Linked DNA regions of Mus musculus: region 1 is linked to region 2. A link is a contact called in ENCODE Hi-C or POLR2A ChIA-PET data. All regions are on one chromosome and are shown on one strand. Each heading gives the region's core, a stretch centred on a gene start or an enhancer-like site at or near the end of the contact. The rest is flanking DNA. Distances are from core to core; before and after follow the strand shown.

Region 1 (7,052 bases), core at 4,205-6,704, 62 kb before region 2:
GAAGAATGTAGGAACAATTAGATACCACTTAAAAATGATTTCAGAAGAATGTAGGAACAATTAGATACCACTTAAAAATGATTTCAGAAGAATGGCAAACATAGATGGTGCATTGTGCTATTGTGCCTATAACCACATGACAAAGGATTACAGATGGATGGGTTGTAAACTGGTGAAGAAATATAAAACACTGTGACCCCTTACTAAGATGAAGGGGTAAAAAAATTAAAATATGGTGGCCGCTTGACCATATTTTAATGAGGTTAAAAAAAACTACATAAGATTACCAGACACCTCAATTTACGTCAGCGAGTATATTATTGGATCCACCAAGTTCTCCATTGCACTGAGTTTTTTAGAAGGTTCATCTCATAGGCAAGAACGCCACAATTGCTAGCCCAGACTTAATATAGTACTTGGGATGAGGGTGATCCTATTCAACCTGTGTCTGTAGGATGAATGATGCAGCAAGTCAGCTGAATGTTTGAAGGAGTTGCAGCTAATAGGAGCCACAGCCTTCCTTACTACCCTCTTGTTATTGCATCTTTAATTTGTAAACTATTAGTCATTTATCTGGGAGAGGCAGTTTAAAAGGTTCCCAGAATCTCGATTTGAAATAAATGTCTTTAGATGAATTCTCCTTGATTTACATTATCCTGATAAAGCTGTGGCTAATTGGAAATGTCTTCACGTCACCTGACCTACTAAGTATCAATGTGTCAAGTACTCTCAGGTATCAGCTGTTTGAGCTCATGATGGGCAGTTTGAGCTGCAGCTGTGGTACCCAGCATTGCTAGAGTATCAGACTCCATATTGCTAGCCTGGGAACAGATCCAAACACAAAACTTGAAACACAGTTTCTAATGAATGCACATGACTTTTGCACCATTGTAAAGTCAAGAAACCCTAAATGCAGCCATTGTAAATCAATGACCACCTGCATTTATAAATTTTGAAAATCTGTGATGAAATCAAGTTTGACAAAAACCAAGGTTATAAATACTTATGAGGAGTCTTTGAAGATCTTAAAGAAAAATGTGCTAGAAGGCTTGCTTCCTGAATACCCAGTGTTTTGGCACTCACTCCCATTTTGCATCCTCTGGAGTTGAGGAAGACACTTTCCTCCAGTCTTCCGATGTCCCCATCCACAGTATATCATTTTTAGTTATTAAATAACAGGACTAGGTATTAATGTTGGCCTTCTCCATCCTTTAAGAAAGTGTTTTCAGCCAAAGATATTAAACTACTCTTTTCCCCTGTCAGCGGGGCAGCCAACATCCAGAGATCACAGCTCATTTGTACCATACTGGCGTGAATATTCAGACTCCATTTGTCTCCAGCTCTTAAAGGCTGGTGTTAGAATGAATGATGGACGTTTTGTTTAGAATTAGGAAAAGGGAGGGAAAATCCACCCCACCACCCCCGTAATAACTTTAGTCTAAAATATCCGTTTCAGGGAATGCAAGCCTGCCCTTTCCTCTCAGAAAACTCCATTGAAAAAGAATCTAGATTTAATTTGGCATTGTTGAACTAGGGGTATAGAGAATAGTAGGAAGGAAACTGTCTCAACCCACCGCTCCCCCTCCCACCCCCATCCAAGTTGAATATTTGTTCTACTTAAATTTTACTGGATGGTTGTGGCTCCAAGTCAGGCGAGTGAGAAGAGTTTGGAAGTCTGTGGAGTCAGAGTATACCATCTTGGAATGCCAGGTGAGACCTTGAGAGTGTGGTTTCAGATAAGCTTGGTCGTTCCTTTCTCTTGGCTGAACGCTCACTATCAACAGGGCTCCTGGCACCACCATCTGCCTTGCTTCCTGTTGTCTGTGCCACACTCTATCCACCAACCTTGGCACCCTCTTCTGTTAGAAGCTGTGCTGGGCAGGGGTGTGTGCTCTCGTGAGCTTCCTCTGAAGGCTGAAGGCAATGTCTTAGCCAGGGAAACCCCATCATTTAGCCAAGCTGACAAGTCTCCATATGAGGGACAAGAATTTATTCTTATACGGCTAACCAACCACAAGGTGGGAAGACCCTGGGAAGCCATGTTACTCTGTCTCCTCAATTTCTAGACAAACATGGCTACACCTAGGCTCTCTGTGGACTTGCCTTGTGACACATGAAAAGGAGAGGGAAGGAGCCTCCTTTAGGGGAGACTTCTGGATAGAGGTGCGTTCCAGGCCTTCTCCCATAAGCCTCATTTTATAACCACTCCCAGAAATTCATAAGAAAACATCATCTTATGAATGTATATATATTCACATTGGAGAAAATCTGAGCTAATTAAGAGACAGAATACTTTGTTAAGGCTGTCCAGGGAAACTCATTCTGTGAAATCCAAGGAAAATGGAAGAAAATAAATTCCTAAACTTCTCTTTCCATCTGGAGCCTCAACTGTTTCTTAACATATTGGCCCACAGTGGTTATGAAGTTGCCCATTCATGCTGCCTGAAACAAGAGCAAAGGCTTCTAGGTGCTTACAACTCAAAGCGTGTCTTTCACGTGCTTACAGGAAAAGTGGTCTTTTCCCTCAAGTCTGTTAGGTGCCTGAACTTAATGAAACACAGTTGGGAGGCACCTCTGCTGGCCACGGGCCACCATTCACTGGATTTTCCCAGTGCAGCTTTTTTTTTTCTTCCAATTTTCTTATTTTATAGAAGTAGAAATTGTATAAGTTCCAGAATCAAGTGTCAGTGGCATTTTGGGAACAGGTCCACAACAATGGGTACCTCCTTCTCGGCTACTTTAGGACCATAAGGAGAGAAGGATGGGAGTGAGTACTTTAAGAGAGCTGGCGTTGCAAAGGGTGGGGGTATACAGAGAAGGAGTTTGTAGAGTCACACAGTCCAAATACACACAGACACAAACATAGAAATACAGACACACACACACACACACACACACACACACACACACACACACACACACACACCCCTACCCCAAGAGAGGTTTTGCTAAAAGAGAACCAAGGATATGAAGAAGAGAAAGGACCCAGGGTGAATAAGGTACAGCTGAAAGAATCCTGAGACAGTAATTGTCTGAATGGTGCTAAATTTCTGAAAACAAACAAGCAAACAAGCAAACCGAAAGTCAAGAACCAAATCAAACCAAAAACCCTTCTTTGAATTAAGGCACCGCCCCCCCCCTCCATTTCCTTTGTTTTCCACACCCTATCTTAGAAAAGCCCTTCTGTGCTCCTCGAGTGGCTGCTTCTACTGGTAGACTTGTGGTGGTTTAAATAAGAAATGCCCTATAGTCACATAGTCACTGGTGATGTTGTTTGGGAGGCTATAGAACTTTTAGGATGTGGAACCTTGCTGCTGGAGGGCGTCTTTGAAGGGTTGCATATCAACCCCATTTCAGGCTCACCTCCCAGTTTGTTACCCTTGAAATGTGATCTCTCTGCTTCCTGTTCCTGCTGCCTGCTGCTACGTTTCCCTGTCATGATGGACTCTGACCTCTCCCGAACTGTGAGCTAAAATAAACACTTTTATCTACTCATTGCTTTTGACCTTGGTTTATTACAGCAACAGAAGAGTGAGCGAGCCACTTGTTTGAAAGGGTAGGTGATCCATTACTCCTGAAATCGCTAGCCTTTTCCCAACGATGAGCTTAGGTGAGGCAGAGGCATCCTCTTTAGTCCCTTAAGACTACAGTATCAGTCATAGTTAGTGAACAGTTCATGTGTCTTAAGAAATCACACATGAAGTTATACACGGTGGCTTACACCTTTAATCCCAGCACTTGAGAGTAGAGGCGGGCAGATCTCTGTGAGCTAAAGGTTAGCCTGGTCTACAAAGTGAGTTCCAGGCTAGCCAGGGCTTGTATCAGGAACAAGCAAACAAATTACATGTATAAGAAAGAGAAATAACAGAAAGTCAGATTATAAACCAGGAAAGTATTCCTCAAAACCTTGATAAAGTCGATCAGATTCACTGAGTGCTAACTAAACAAGAAGAGGAGTAGCAAGCAGGGCTGGGGTTTTTATGAGATAACTTTAAATGCAAGAATTCAGCAAATCAGGCAGAGAGGTTATATAAGTACTATAAGCAGAGCCCAAAGCAACAAACTCTACTTACACAGAAGCAGTCAGGTGTCTACTTCTGAACCTTTGACTGTCCACCCCCGTGGGTTGGATTTGATGATCTTGAAATCTGTTATTGACTATCTGGAAGAAAATGGAAGATTGAATAATTAAGTATAATTACCTATAGTCAATGTAGAGTATTCATTCATTCTTGTATATTTATTTATTATTTATTCTCTGAGTGTGTGCCACAGTGTAGAGTGGAGGTCAGAGGGCACTTGTAGTCATCCCCTTCTACTGTGCAGGTTCTGGGGACTGAACATGAGACCTCAGGCTTGGAGGCAAGTGAGCTACCCACTGAGCCATCCCCCCAACTCTAGAATGCACATTTCAGATATCGATTCTCCCTCAGGTACCATCATTAGTCGAGTGCTGAAGGAAGAACATAGGCCTGGTTTAGAAATAGCTATTGTGCATGGGGAGATGGCTCAGCAGGTAAAGGTGCTTGCTGAATACAAGCTAGACCACCTGAGTTCAGGTCTCCAGAATCCACATAAAGGTAGAGACAGTATCCCAAAGTCTGTAAGCCCAGGGGCATGTGAGTTGGAGTCAGGAGAATCTCCACGAACTGCCTGTCCAGCTTGCCTGCTGAACCCTGGTCAAAGATGGTGGAAAGGTGGGACTTGACAGGAAGGTTGTCCACCAACTTCCACAGTGTACCACATACATAAGAATAAGCCCCCACATGTATGTATGTATGTATGTATGTATGTATGTATGTATGTATGTATGTATATGGGGGGATTATCATACATTTTCATTTTGAAGAAAGTAAATGTCATGTTATCCTAAATGTAAAGGCAGAGAAGGATGTGTGGCCATACACCTACTCTGACAGGACCGACATTTATTTGCCTACTTTCTTTTTCTCTGTTCCTAATATATTCAGCATTCTTACTTTTTGAAAAAGGGAGTGAGTAAAAGGAAACTAGGGAAAGAAGTATGCTAAATGTAGGTGGAAAATCCTTTTTTGTCCTAGTGTCCTTGTGTGCGTGCGTGCATGCGTGTGCACTGTCCTGAGAGTGAGACAGAAAAACAAAGCAAATAACAAAAGAACTGGGAGAGAAGCCTTTCCCTTTGTGCTCGGGTTGCAGGTCTGCAGATGAGAAATGAGTGGATTTTCTACTCTGTTTCAAGGCAATCCCTGTCCGTGGGAACCATCCCTCACCTTATCACTTCTAGCCAGAGCCGACCGTGCAGTGCCAAGCACAGACATTCTGGCTGACCCTGCTCTGAAACCCTTGCCAAGCTCTCTGCAGACCAAGCTGAGTCTAGACCAGACGTACTTAAGGAAGGAAAAGACTGAGGTAAAGGAAGGGAGGGAGGGAGCTAGACACATGGCGAATGAGCCTGTCGTCCTTCCCCAGTCCCTAGCAAGCTGGTGGCAAACAGCCAGGCGCTATTTATTGCTCCTTTGAATTAAGCATCTACCCAGGCATGGGGAGAAATGGGTTATACACGAAAACTTTCACTATGGGAGAACCAGGGTGTAATGACAGGAAAGGAGAGATTGTCTCCTTGTCATCAGACTCAAAATATTTCCAAATGGATACCACGAAAGGGTTTCAGGTAATGTCTTGCTGCAACAAGGAGCCATTGGAAAGGTTAAATTAGGGAACTTAATAAAATTGGCTGATACTTTATCCAGCATGAAGTACCAGTTGAAGAATTAATTTAACATGTTACCTTCCACTGCTGAATTAGGACCCGGAATGTCAACATTATTATTTCTAGCAAATAATACTTGATCCATAATATCCTTTGTACTCATTATATGAAAGTAACAGTAATAGTTATTATTTATTAAGAATTGTGTTAGCACATCACACACTTGTACTTTATTTGATCACTATAAAAACCTTGTAGGATAAGGATTTAAAAGTTCGCTGTGTTTAAGTGGTAAGTTAAGGCCACCAAGCCTAATGACTCCTTGTCACTTCCAGTTAGGAAGTAGTGAAGCCAGTACTCAAACCAGAGGTTGACAAAGCAGGATAGGTTTGTCTGAAGCCACAGTCTGCTTACTTATTGAGTGAGTACTCTGCTCCAGGACTAGGAATGTGATGATGAACAGAGAGTCTATTTTCATGGAGCTTACATGCTGCTCAACTAAAGCCAATGCATACTTTTGATTAAGTAAACTAAACAACAGGATGTTATAGAGGCTACTGGAGTAGGTAGGGTTAGTAGTCTAGTTTGATCATGTCAGTTCTCCCCAAAGTCCATACACTGGAAACCTAATCCCCAAATTCACATGGAATTTGGAATGGAGTTTTGGGAGCCTAATAATCAAGAATAGACCAGGTCACCATGGTAGGGCCATCATGATGGAATCAGTGGCTTTCTGAGAAAGAGAGACCAGAACACTTGGTATCACACACAACATAAAGGATCTAGAAGCCCTCACCTTGGTATTGACTTTTCCAGCCTTAGAAACTGTGAGAAGCCAAGTGCTGTGTGTGTGTGTGTGTGTGTGTGTGTGTGTGTGTGTGTGTGTGTGTGTGTGTGTGTGATTTTGATGGTCTTTCTACACAGCCCTGGCTGACCTGGACTCATTATATAGACCAGGCTGGCCTCAAATTCAGAGATTCACCTGCTTCTGAACTCCTGAGTGCTGGGACTGAAGCATGGGCCACCACACCCAGCTCAATTTCTTTTCTTTACAAATTACCCAACCTGCATCATTCTATTAGCAGCAGAAAATGTACTGAGACCGATGGGGGAGGATGGTCTTTAATGAAGAGTAGATGGCTAGACTGAAGGTACAGCTCATGGAAGAAGACCCCTGCATAGAACTCTGAGAACAATGTTCCAATAGCAAATACTGGTGTGGACTTTTGTATGCTTGTGATTCTGAAACTCATCCACACTGCTCTGTCCCCACGGGATTTGGGGGTGGTCACTCAGAAGGTGTTTTCAGAAGTGCTATCTTTGCTAGGAGACATGAGGGTCTAGGTAGATGCTAGAAGAGGCC
Region 2 (6,357 bases), core at 2,545-5,044:
ACAAGGCCCAGGCATGACAGGCTGGGATTAATTCCATCCTTTTGGCTAGAGGCAAAGAAGCCACCTCATTTGCTAAGGCCTGTCTGTTGTCAGCACTTTGTCACTGGTCTGTCCACCTGGCTTCTTACATTCCCTGGTTCCTGGATACTGCTCTGCTCCACAGATAGCCTACCCTGTTCTGCCTTCTGCTATCTGTCTCCTCCCTAGTCTCTGATCTACAAAGCCGAATTTCAGATGGCCTTGGGGGTAGACCAGTTTCTTAAGGTTCTAGGATCAAGGTCCTAGAAAGTACTGTGTAAGATGTCTTAAATAGGAGGAAAGAGGAGAGATCTTCAGGGAAGACAAGAAATGATGGTGACCACCACCCAGAGTTAGCATAACAGTCATAAGATTCAAACTGAAAGCAGTTTAGGCTCTATGGGCCTACTGGGAGAAGAGACAAAACCTAAACCTGTCATCTCGTTTAGACATCTTAACCACTGTGAGATGGAAGCGAGGCGTGCTGATTGCCATGCTAGGAGAGGCCAAAGAGTTGATAGCATCCTTAAAGGTCAGGGTTATTTAAGCAAAGGAGACAAAACTAGAATCAAGCTCTCACTTTGGAGCTCATGAGTTAAGCCTCAACTAAGAGTATCTCTTTAAACTGAGCGGCTCCCCCAGCCTCCAAGCATCTAGATGGGCTTGACAGATGAAGGGCTTTCTTTTTTCTTTTTCTTTTTCTTTTTCTTTTTCTTTTTCTTTTTCTTTTTCTTTTTTTCTTTTTCTTTTTCTCTTTTCTTTTCTTTTCTTTCTTTTCTTTTTTTTTTTTTTTTTTTTTTTTTTTTTCAAGACAGGGTTTCTTTGTGTATCCCTGGCTGTCCTGGAACTCACTTTGTAGACCAGGCTGGCCTCAAACTCAGAAATCTGTCTGCCTCTGCCTCCCAAGTGCTGGGATTACAGGCAGTGTGCTACCACGTCCCAGCAGGACTTTCTGTTAAGAAGCTAATGGTGCTATTTTGGGGCTCTGAGAGATTTACCCAGAAAACGCCTCCTTAAAGTTTGAAGATCCTTTTGGCAGCATCTCCCTAACCTCCTTCCCAGGCCTACCATGTCATTTGCATTCCGAATTGTCAGCATTTCGAGCCTCCCCCCTCCCCCCCATCCCCAACCATGGCCTCACCCCACCACATTTCCAAGCCATGTGACAGACACCAGGCAGATGGGGAGCTGGCAAAACCCTTCTCACGTTCATCTCTAAGTCACTTCTCATCTCACTGAAGAGTGACTAACCAGTAATCAACTACCATGAATGACAAGTGGACAGGACTGTGTGAGTTTTCAAGAAAAGGCTTACACCCAAGCTAGACTCTGGAACCACTCTATGGCACGCCTCTAAACCAACCTATTCTACATGCAGAGAACAGACAAGGCTTGGGACTAGTGAGGAGCCAAGGAGAATGGGAATAGTCCCAATTGTCAGGAAATCCATTCAGGTGTCTCCTTTAAGCCCTTGACTATGAAATCACAACCTGTCTCTTCATCTTCTCTCTCTCTCTCTCTCTCTCTCTCTCTCTCTCTCTCTCTCTCTCTCTGAGGTGTAAAAATAAATCACATGCCTAATGCAATCTTCAATTTGGATGCTTTAAACTGCACATTCTGTTGCCTTTCAAAAATGCTAACAACCCCACACTTAGCCTGTAAACTGGTTAAGTACATACATTCTTCACGTGTTCTAAGATCTATTCTTTTCTGCAATTCTTTTTTCACCCAGAGCTTCTCCTATGTTTTTCATTAGATGGTTTTAATGGAATCAAAGTTCCCAGGCTGTGGCTTCACAGAGCTCAACTTACCTCCCTATTAGGGGAAAGCTCTCCCAGATTGTTCTTCACCGGGAGAAAGTAGCATCAAGAACTGCCTGACAGTCACCATGAACTGAAGCCCCTCACTCTGTGTTAGGAGAACACACTCGGTATTATTCCAGAAAATGTTATTTTGTAGTGATTGGGGGTGGGGAGCATGTGAGGGGGATGGGAGAAACTGGTCATAGAGAAAATGAACTTTCAGCCACTCCAGGATGTTGGCTTCAAAGTGGAATTTATCCTCAAATCCAAGATTATAGATTTCCTTCCAAACTGCATTCCCTTCGTGGTTTAGAGAATACTTGAGAAAGAAATTGCTTTCCATGTTTTCATTGACATTAACCCCACCACCACCACCACCCCCCCGTACAAAGTTTGGAACTTGATGTCTTTGGAGGAGGGACAGTAGTCGAGCAGAGCAAACGATTGCCTGCAGCCTTCCCCTCACACTTACACACTTCCTCAGAGACATTCCAGGGAAAGAAACTCACAGGGCAGTCTGTTCTCACGTGTCACTTCTCAAGAAATCCCCACCCTTCTAAACACAAGGATTCCTTAGCAAGTCCCAACCTCAAGGCATCGCAGTCTATGGCAAACATAAATGGAAGCAGCCACCTGGGAACGCTAGAGCTTACTATGAGTATTATTATTTAACTGCTCAGACTTACTCTTCTTCTGCAGGGCACCTTGTCTTCAGTAAGTTCTAGTTCTCGTGTCTGGTTTTGCCTAACACTAAGGGACTGTGCTGCTTCCATTTACAGCCCCACGCGCAGAGCCTCGTTGCCAGCAGGGATCTGGGAATACCAAGCTCTTTGCTCTCTGTTTCTGACCATGGATTGCCATGGCACTGAAATTCCCCCACCCTTTACAATCGGCTCTTTCTAAAAGGAATTACCGACTACTACCAACTTGCGCTACTGACTGAGATGCCCAAATACGTCTGTTTGGAAATAAGAGCTCCTTTCCTTCCTTTCTGGAACGTTCCTCCAGCTCCTATCTTTTCAGACCCTCGGGGGGCATACTTTCCAACAGAAATGAAGATTTCTCAAGAAATATTTTGGTAGGCAGTTACCCATGATTTCTACACACACGCCCACTCATGCACACATTCTCTTGCTGCTCCGGTTTATAGAAAACAAACAGGGCAGGCATCTTCTATTTCAGCAAATAACAGATGAGCGGCACTCGCTGAGTTGGTGCTAGTGGTAGAACTCTGACCTTATTTCTTTACATCTCTGAAATCCCACTTCTAAAATCCTGGTAGCAGAGTAAGAGGAACCCATTACTTAGCTTAAAATTAGCTTAAAACAAAAACCCAAACCCACAACAAAACAAAACAAACATTCTTTGTCTTAACAACGTAAAAAGCCGTTGATGTTATTTTTTTAATTAAAACCTGAATCCTCTTTAAATGTCTGCTGACCAAAGATGGGAAAGAAACTGCTAAAGGGACAGAATCCTCTCACAGCTGCTGGCCTGAGGATTCCGGGTACAGACCACATCCCCCTTGGAACAAAAGCGCATCCTGGGCAAACGCGCTGGTGCTCCCTGATCCTGTCACCAGGAGATGACACCGTTTGTGCCATCTCTATAAACAAAACTTGAAGTTTCATCACATTGACCTTCTGGGAACAGGTCAGGAAGTCCAGGCGCTGGCTTTGAGAATTTACGTGGTCTGTTGCCTGCCTTGAAAGATTTTGCATATCCAGCAGCCTTAGCCAGGAATGTTGCCTGAAACCTGTAGAGCAGCCCCAGCTTCCCTGAAGGCGGAGAAAGAAAGACTTTGTCTCTTACCTCTAGGGCAGCAACTTCTTCCCAAGGAGGGATGTCCTGCTGTCTGAAAGCAGGGATTCCTTTAAGCAACCCAGCAAGAGAGCAAGCAGGCAGGCAGGCAGGCAGGCAGCCTAATGCACACTGCTCTATTCAATAAAACTGCAGACCGCCCTTCCTTGGCCCCTCCCAGAAGTCCATGCTAAGTGAACACATACCCCCTATGTTTACAGTCAGCAGGCGGTGGTATGCATTGTCCTGTAGTTTTTCTAATAGGCAGCCAATGACGACACCCTAGCCAAGGTGATGCTGTCTGCCCGTGCAGATGCCTGTCATTCCCTAGGCATGCTCAGGATATCACTCATCAGAAAAACCAAGTCCTAAAAAGCTTGAAACCGTGAGCAGGCTGCCAAAACCAGCCGGCTCCATGCCCTTTTTTGGTTATCCTAAGCAGGGCCTCCTGGAAGCAGATCCATTGTCAGGAACAATCATAAGAAACGTTAATCTTGGAGAAAGAGGCTGTCTTGTAGAACACAAATAGAGCTTTAAAAAGAAAGTACAGTCCACGAGACAATAAGTGGACAGTTAGACACACTTACAGGGGTGAGGCTGGGGGTGGGAGGAGACATTTTAGTCGAAGAAGCCGTAATAGTGTATTTCTTTGCAAAGCAGTTTCATTATAAAAATAAATTTACATTATTATACGAGTTAAAAATCTGAAGTGGATAAGAAGCAGGGCGGCTGGCTGCACAGGCTAAGTTCTAGCCTAGAATATGTCTATGTGTGTTATGGGAACAACTGACAAAAAGTATAAATAAAATGTATCAGTCTTTTTAGTACATAATGTTGGCCAGGAAAAAAAAAAAAGGTGAGGCCAGAAGCTAGCAGATAGAGTCCTAGGCTTAAGAGAGAGCTTTATTGGCATTTCCTACCAACACCCATCTTCCTTTCTTTCTTCTGTCTTGGCAACAAGGAGATTGTACTAGAAATGTGTAAAAACAAATGTGCAGAGAAGGACATAGAGAGATCCAGGACCTGCTTTGGGGCAGGTATAGATAGACACATATGCTCTCACAGGTGACACAGATGTCCTAGAACATTCTAGAAAGCCAGTGATAGGGGAGCCCTGAAAGATGCTGAGTTACAATGCAGGTCACTGGCCCACACATGCATCCAATTGTGGTCTTGTAGTCTTTGGAACTCATTCAGTCGGTACTTAGCTTTTAAAAAAAATGGAATACTTACTGTTTGTCAGACCTGGGGCTTAGCACGAAATCCATGTTTCATTACTGATACTGTCTCATCACCGACCAAGAAGTTTTAAATATTTCCCCTGGCTAATTACAAGTCCAGAAGCTTAATCAACACATGCAGTCTGACTGAAAAAGCCTTTCTCTATTAATGATGATCTGACAAAGAAGCTGTCTCTATTCAGGAAACAGCCCCCGCCCTTTGTGCTTCCTTGAGAATGCTTGGGAAGCAGTCGGTCCACATGGGTGAGTTTCTTCTCCAGCCCCCAGTTATTAACCAGTCACCCAGAAGTGTCTACATGGACCCCCTACACTTCTTAGGGAGGTAACTTACCTCCTCTGTGTTTCTTGCTTTCTTCTACTAAACAGCTCTAAAAAAAAGTTACAGCAAAGACTACAGGGTCCAGGGAGAGTTGGACTTAAAGCATCCTTGAACCAGAACTGAGAGAGTACTTTCCCAGACACACAAGATAAATAACTTGTTGGTGGGAACCACACTGTTAATGTTGCATTTCAAGTTCACTGTAGCTCAACCAGGTGAGCACAGCCATGTTCAAAATTGTTCTTTTGGGAAACCTCTTTCTGATCCCAGATAAATGATTTGAAAATAAACTTTTTGGATCATAGCCAGTTTGGCAGCTGGGGAAACCCTGTATCTGGCTGGACAGGTTGAAAGACAGAGTCAAGCTTCTTAGTCTGGCAAAAGACTGAACTTGAAGACAATAGCAGACAGACATGAGTTTCTGCAAACATCTCAATCATATCGATACGACCTCTGCCCAGGGATTTTTCTGGGTGCATGAACTCAAGGCTGGATTAGGGAGGGCTGTGTGAAAGGGCTATTATCCACAACTGGGGCAGAAGGCAGCCTGAGCAACATACTCTCCACTTACACCAGGGATGCCTCTTGAGTGACCGGCAGCAGGGCGACATTTTGTAGTCCATGAGGATTATATTTTGTTGTTGTCTTTATGGTTTTCTTTTTAAGGACCAGCTTTCCAGAGGAAAGAGAAGTTGTGCTATGACAGGGGGAAATACTATCAACAGGAAACATGGAAGGGATGAACGAGCTGTGTGGTTTATAGAAGATAAATAGCCGAATGTTTTGGGTTATGCCTTTTGGGGGAAAGAAGTAGGCTTCTCTAGATAAATTCTAGACATTTCATATATGCAGTATAGCACATGGAGAGCCATGAAGCTCACTTTACATATCTGTAGTAGAACTGCTGTAGACGAACTATAGATTCAACACATGTTATATAAATACATCACGATAGAGAAAACAATCTTTCTTTGTCATTAAAAGAAAACAGAAATGTTAAAAAGAAAAGTGATGAAGAAACATGTTTATATGTTGCCTAATTTCTTCCATGGGAATTTCACTTCCATTGTATTTAATTTTTCCAATTTATACATTTGTGTGTATATATAAATGTATGTATACACACACACACACAGAGTTTATATAGGACATTCCTGTGGAATATATTTCCCAATGG

The links. Hi-C counts contacts between places; a loop is a spot of excess contacts on that map. ChIA-PET counts read pairs that join two places held with the same protein, here RNA polymerase II (POLR2A).
Region 1: POLR2A ChIA-PET joins it to region 2 with 15 read pairs in Patski. The contact joins the enhancer-like site here to the promoter of Cald1 in region 2. A Hi-C loop is called at or near these places in 2 of 37 maps with a recorded cell type or tissue (gastrocnemius and heart). POLR2A ChIA-PET finds 5 or more read pairs at or near these places in 1 of 5 experiments (Patski).

What each region holds. Positions count from the first base shown.
Region 1 is chr6:34,659,238-34,666,289 of GRCm38, reverse strand. It overlaps Cald1 (caldesmon 1), which reads right to left. Exons shown (of 14, transcript NM_001347100.1): 2 at 4,074-4,162. Among named protein-coding and RNA genes, the nearest start is that of Gm13861, 8.8 kb to the right of the region's middle. Within about 2 kb of position 5,454, at least 1 of the 3 ENCODE cell types and tissues checked has a DNase peak (open chromatin) inside an H3K27ac peak, as active enhancers do; it is heart, where a contact is called at or near this core.
Region 2 is chr6:34,595,941-34,602,297 of GRCm38, reverse strand. Cald1 (caldesmon 1) reads right to left here and starts at 3,794. Exons shown (of 14, transcript NM_001347100.1): 1 at 3,633-3,794.